Regions from separate parts of the Homo sapiens genome. Here region 1 is linked to region 2. Evidence: chromatin contacts called from ENCODE Hi-C or POLR2A ChIA-PET data. All regions are on one chromosome and are shown on one strand. Each heading gives the region's core, a stretch centred on a gene start or an enhancer-like site at or near the end of the contact. The rest is flanking DNA. Distances are from core to core; before and after follow the strand shown.

What was found. Hi-C counts contacts between places; a loop is a spot of excess contacts on that map. ChIA-PET counts read pairs that join two places held with the same protein, here RNA polymerase II (POLR2A). Pooled maps may share reads with other maps.
Region 1: a loop to region 2 is called in a map of endothelial cell of umbilical vein, with 3 times the contacts of the local background. The contact joins two enhancer-like sites. A Hi-C loop is called at or near these places in 9 of 168 maps with a recorded cell type or tissue (GM12878, K562, OCI-LY7 and 6 more), 23 of 37 single-sample maps with no recorded cell type and 13 of 50 pooled maps. POLR2A ChIA-PET finds 5 or more read pairs at or near these places in 7 of 52 experiments (GM12878, H1, HepG2 and 4 more).

Annotation. Positions count from the first base shown.
Region 1 is chr1:67,758,855-67,761,994 of GRCh38, reverse strand. All of the region lies in intron 2 of GNG12 (G protein subunit gamma 12), which reads left to right. All of the region lies in intron 1 of LOC105378781 (a long non-coding RNA gene), which reads right to left. Among named protein-coding and RNA genes, the nearest start is that of GNG12-AS1, 72 kb to the left of the region's middle. Within about 2 kb of position 1,699, at least 21 of the 41 ENCODE cell types and tissues checked have a DNase peak (open chromatin) inside an H3K27ac peak, as active enhancers do; they include mammary epithelial cell, where a contact is called at or near this core.
Region 2 is chr1:67,722,205-67,725,544 of GRCh38, reverse strand. All of the region lies in intron 2 of GNG12 (G protein subunit gamma 12), which reads left to right. Among named protein-coding and RNA genes, the nearest start is that of GADD45A, 39 kb to the right of the region's middle. Within about 2 kb of position 1,729, at least 5 of the 41 ENCODE cell types and tissues checked have a DNase peak (open chromatin) inside an H3K27ac peak, as active enhancers do; they include mammary epithelial cell, where a contact is called at or near this core.

The sequences.
Region 1 (3,140 bases), core at 450-2,949, 36 kb before region 2:
TACAAGACCTGGGAAGCTCTAGGTCCCACTGGGTCTGCTTTCCTGGGTGTGGGAGAGAGTGGTCTGACTGCAGGTGGCAGGAGTTGCTTTCTTTGGTCCTGGAGTGGAGCCGTGATTAAACTCAATGTCCCCATTTCCCATTTGCAGGATCACTGAGAGAGTTTTCCTGATTGCCCCTGCCTCTCTCCCTGCACCCTCCCTCACCCGACAGAAAGCGGATGGTGTGCACATACCCTCAGGGAGGGTAAGGGACTAAGGGTTAACGGGAATACCTCGTTGGAGAGTTTGCCGATCTCGGATATACCCTGCTGAACTGTTGGAAATGTGTTTTATTTATTTGGAATCATAAAACCAAAGAGCCAAGTCGACCTGCACTTGACCTTGCAGGCTTTGTAGATACTTCTAGGGACCCAGAATTACCCCAAAGCAATGTTGTTATTGAACAAGATGCCCCCTGTTTCCCTAGACAGTAACTCATCATTGAACCATTTGCCTGGACCCATTATCCATTCCCTTCATGAGAGCCTGAGGACACCAATACATAAGGTTTAAATCCACCATTCAACAAAATCAGACAGAACAGAGATTCAGGATGCTACAGCTGAGTGAGGTTGGAAGCCTCTCTGTTTATCTTGGAAATCTTTTAAACTATTTTAGAGCATGATTTTTCACTCAGTTATTATTTGTATCTTAAAGCTGTCTCATAGGTTGTGAAGAAGATTGCCTGAACTGAGAAATTCAGGGCGTGGCACAGAGTAAGCATTCAATAACTTCCAGCTGTTATTCATAAATATTGACCAGCACAGTGTATAGAGAGGGAACACTAGACTCTTGGTCAGGAAAACCGACCAAGGTCTAATCCCAGCTTTACCCCAGAATCCTAGAAGTGAAGGGAAACTGATCTGGAAAGAGGTCTTAGAAATCTTCCAGTATCTAGCACAACTTTATTTCAGAAACTTAGACCTAGAAAGGCATAGGAGCCCTGTTTGTTACCCACAACTTAAATGTTCTCCTGCACATTTTCAAAGCAAGAATAATAATCGCACCCCCATTATAGGATTGTTTCAAGTCAAGGATGAAGCGAGTTGGTGTACATGAAACTCTTGAAGCAGAGTCCTTAATACATATTAGCTGGTATTGTTATTGTGGATTCTCTGTTTATCTTCCCCTCCTATTTGACTGCAAGGATCGAGACGTGTCCTCCTTGCTTACTGTCATGTCCCCGGCATCTGGCACAGTGCCTTACTCAGGAGGTGCCCAGTCAATGTTTGTTGAATAACTGAAGAAAGTATCTTGCTGAGGATCAAATTTAGGCCAAGTCTGAATCAGAATACGAGTTCTAACACTAAGGTTCAGTATTTCCACACAGTTCTACATTAGCTTTGACTTTAGGCAAGTCGCTTCATTTCTCTGTGCCTTGGTTTCTTTGCCTTGAACACGATCCATCAGGTTTTTCCTGGTCATGAGCAACGTGTGTCTTAAAGCTAAAGACACACATCACCCGTCCATCAGCCTTTTCGGGCAACCCATGTTTGTGCTCCACTGGCCACTAGGTGTCGTGGTTGGTCAAATATCAGAGAAAGCAAAAAATAAATAAAAATAAAAATAAATTGAACTGATTGACCTACCAACCTACCAAATGATGGGAGTGAGCTTATACAGTTATTGGAAGCTAGTTACCTCTGGATGAGTTGGCTGAGTTGCCTTGGAAACTCAGGGAGTTGCCCAGGATTTGCATGCGTGGACTTTGAAGCAAAGCATAGATTAGAGCCCACAGCTGTACTCACACCAGCTAGCACCTTGGACTCACTGGAACGTCACAGGGCCTTGGTTTCAGTAATGTAATGCATGTAACATGCTCAGCACTTCGCCACAGTGAAGGAAGAGCACTACAAAGTTAGTGGTTATGAGGGCTACTTCTGGTATTTGATACTGTAAAATGCTGCTTTTCTGTTCCTTGCCACGCCAACTGCTAAAGCTTTGAAGGCTTTCTGCCTTGCTCCCTGCTTTACAAAGCCAAATTTTTAAATAGCCCCTTAAACAGTAGAGTGGACAGGGTATCAGTATCAGGTTAAAAGGGCAGCCTAGAATATTTGGAGGGACACCAGAACTCCTTGGAATGTCACTGTGGAGCTTAGTCAACACAAAGCAGAGTGTTTTATACATGACTGGGACCCAGAGTGGAGGGAAGTGAGTGAGCATTGTTGAAAAATGGCCTTCACTGAAATTGCTCAAGTAAGGGTTTTCTTTGTTACATGGACTGTCATTTAGATCTAGGTGCCTTCTTTTTAAAATAATTTGGGGAAGCTTCTAGGAATAACAATGACTAGTATTTATTGCACACTTACTATGTATAAGGTATTATACAAAACATCATACTTGCATGATTTCATTTAACTCTCACAGCAACTCTTTGAGGTACATATAGTTCTTATGTCCATTTTGTAGATGAGGAAATTGAGGTGCACCAAGATTATAATAATTACAGCCAACAGATATTCGCAGGTCACACAGGGAATGGGTGAAAGAGTCCGAACACAAACCCAGGCCTACCTGATTCCAGAATTCGTTTTCTTAATGGCTACACTGTATTGTCTCCCACAGTACTTTGGATGCAGTTAGGCACTTGACCAGTGTTTACTGAGGTGAATAGTTCTCAGACTATAGTTAGCCAACACAGAGAAGACTGCCTACGCAGGAACCATAGAGATCTTGACACTCCTCCCACCCAAAGCCACATGCCCTCTGGCCTCCATTAGTACTGTGGGATGTATATGCTGTTCCATGTGCTGGATTTCACCCCTAACTTCTTAAAACATTTTTTATTGTTGTATAATAGTTGTGCATATTTGGGGGATACATGTGGTATTTTGATCATGTATACAATGTATAATGATCAAATCAGGGTAATTGGGCTGTCCATCACCTCAGACATTTATCTTTTGTTTGTGTTGGGAACATTGCACATTTTTTTAGCTGTTTTGAAATATACAATAAATTGTTGTTGACTCTAATTTTTCTACTGTACTGTCAGATACTAAAACTTATTCTTTCTCCCTAACTGTATTTTGGGACCCCTTAACCAACTTTTCATCCCCCCCTTCCCTTCCCAGCCTCTGGTAACCACCATTCTAGTCTCT
Region 2 (3,340 bases), core at 480-2,979:
TCATCAGTCCTTTCCCCTTTGAAAATATATAAACATTTAGATACTGTGAGTCTCAAAACAAGTACTTTAACCATGAGGGCCAACACAAAATGTTCACCTTGCTGGTCACCCCAGAAATTCCACAGACTTTGACCTTTTTCAAAGTACAGACATGTTTGACAGACATGTTTCCTCAAATCCAGACATGTTTAAAAGGTGGTGAGGGCATGTTTCCTTGCTAGCGTGTTATGGGAGAAGGTGAGATGAGGGAAGAAAGAAAAATTAAGTATCCTATTTTGCATTTTTTGGCATGTCAAAGTTAGGAGTATCTGCACCACAGTGTTGGGCCTTTCCTTTTTCATGCGTACCTCCAAGGAATGATGCTTCCTGGCAAGTAAAAATTGGATGTCTGTGACCCAGAGCCTGAGCATTGTGTGAAATGGGCAGAGGGCCCAGATTGTGGCTTTTTTAATCCTGTCCATGCTCCCTCAAAAGGCAGCTGCTTCCTTTGTGCTGTGGACATTGGACATACTTGTTAGATCATGATCTAAAGAAGGAAATTGTAGATAATAATTAACGTGTCTTCCATTCTTTCATGACAAATAATGATAAAAATAACTGATAATGTTAATTATCATATAATATGTTATGACATGTTTAGGACTATAGACTTTTAATTTTTTTAATTTTCAAACATATATAAAAGTAGAATGAACCTCATGCAGTTTAATTGTTGAAGTGACCTGGCTGCAGCAGTTAACAACTAACTCATAGCCAGTCTTTCTTCATCCATATCCCCACCCACTCTGTACTCTTATAGTTTCTATCACTGTAGATGCATTTTGCCTGTTCCTGAACTTTATATGAATAGAATTGGGCCAGGCGCGGTGGCTGACACCTGTAATCCCAGCACTTTGGGAGGCCAAGGTGTGTGGATCTCCTGAGGTCAGGAGTTCGAGGCCAGCCTGGTGAACATGGTGAAACCCCATCTCTACTAAAAATACAAAAATTAGCCGGGCTTGGAAGCACATGCCCATAGTCCCAGCTACTCAGGAGGCTGAGGCAGGAGAATCACTTGAACCTGGGAAGCGGAGGTTGCAGTGAGCCAAGATCACGCCACTGCACTCCAGCCTGGCGACAGAGTGAGATTTCGTCTCGAATGAACGAATGGAATTGACAGTGCATGCTCTTCTATAACTGGCTTTTTTGTTCAATATAATATCTGAGAGATTCACCTGTATTGTATGAGCAGTTCATTCCTTCCTGCTTTTCCACCACTGTATCCTCCAGTTCTGGTTTATCAGCTCCTCTTTTGACCAATTTCTGAGCGCAGTCCTGAGCTCATCCCCTTCTGCCCTCTCAGTTACCCTCTTTGCACATCTTCACTCTCCCTAGTTTCTCAACTCTCCTCCTCTGTTTCTGGAAATGCTCCAGTGCCAACCATCTCTGAAACAACCCTCCTGCCCCTGAAAGTTTCGATACAATTCCTTGTCTTGACTACACTGCCAAATTTTTCTAAATATTCCTCTGTAGTCACTGCCTGGTCCCTGAATTAATAGTTCTGTGTTCAGCCCCTTATCATTTGACCTCCATTCCCTTCAAGCTGTGGAAACTACTCAGCAGTCCCCAGTAACTCCCAGTCATCTGTGAGCTGTTCTTGCCCTCTACTTCCTTTTACCCCGTAAAGTGACTAATAACTCCTCCCCCTGGTTTTGTGAATAACAATTACTAGGTGTTTTTCTTTTCTTAATCATAAAAGTATCATATGTGGTTAAAGAGCATAGAATCAGGAGCCAGGCTGCCAGGATTAGAGTGCTGACTCCTCCATTAACCTTCTTTCTGACCTTGGCCGTGTTCTAAGTGGCTGCCTCCCTCAGTTCCCTTAATTCTAAACTAGGAAGAACAATGGGAATAACCTCATAGCATTGTTTTGAAAATTAAGTTAATATCTGTAAAGCCCTTAGAACAATGCTTGGCAAGTGTAAGTGGTATATAAATATTAACTCTTAATTCCAAAAAATGAAAAACTCACAACTACCAGAGTACATAGAAAACAACACTAAAAATCCCCTAAAATTCATACAACCTGGCAATAGCTACATCTTGAAGTACATTCTTCTGTTTTCTTGGTATAATATGTTTTTAACTAAACGTATTTATACAGCATTAACTTACCCTTCCTCCCTAACACTCCCTCTGTTTCCCTACCTTTTGTGAGGATGTTGCCCTGTCCAGGGTGGCTTCCCTCAGCCTGTCTCTGCTCCTTTGAAACTGCCCTACTATCCCCATCCAAGTGAGAAAGGCTCAAAGCCATCCTCTGCACTTTTCTTCATGCACCCCTTGGAAATCAACAGCCATTTCTGGGCTGTCACTCCCATTCAGCCCCAAGAATGGAGTCTTATTCATTCTTACATTTTCACAGCTCTCACATCCAGCTTTTAAAAAATTTTTTGCATTGTAATTGCTTCCATCTGTTTGAAATCTCATGCACTAACTCCTAATAATAATGATGTTTGATAGATAGATGAACACTGGGTGGTTTCTATGTGCTGCCTCTTTATTATTTAATCATTACAGTCCTGTGAGATAGGCACTCTTGTTATCCTGTTTTACAGATAGAGAATCTGAGGGCTCAGGGAGAGTGATTTGTTCAATATTATACAACATTAAGTGGCAGAATCCCAATTGAACCCAGTTTCATCTGACCCCAAGCCCTGACCATGTTGCCTGCTCCTGAACCTTGTATGGAAATAGTCTACTTTGTCTTTCACTGTCTCCCATTTCTGTTCCACCCTGCATAGGAGGTTGCTCAATCATTTTCCCCACAGTGTTCCCTTATGCCTGCTTTTTCTGCTCAGAAACCTTTGGTGGCTCCCATTCCACATGAGAAAGTTAACTTTAATCTGCTGTCTACCACTCCCCTCAGTAACTGTTTTGAAATTCTCCCCACCCCCACCTGTCAAGTTCCTACCCTTCAAGGATTGACTCATTTAAGACCTCTCTCCTCCATCTGTCTTCTGGCTACTCAAGTCCTCACTGACCATCCTTTCTCTAAGCACCTACTGCTTGCCTTTGGCATGTTTTACTGACCCACTTACATTCCTTATTTATGTGCAGGACTCAGTCCATCGTGCTGGAGTTGTAAGCCCTTTAACCACCAGCCCAGTCGCCCACATTCATTGTTTGTTGGTGAAGCCCAGCCCCAGCTGGCGACTGCAAATGTCAGCGAGCTGTACACACTCTTCTCTGTCCTTTCTCAGCCTTTTTCTCTCCTGAATCCATTTCTCCTGCCCCTTCAAGAAGCTGACACAACTCAACACAGAGGAATGGCTCCCTAGGAATTTAATTTCTCTTCTCCTAA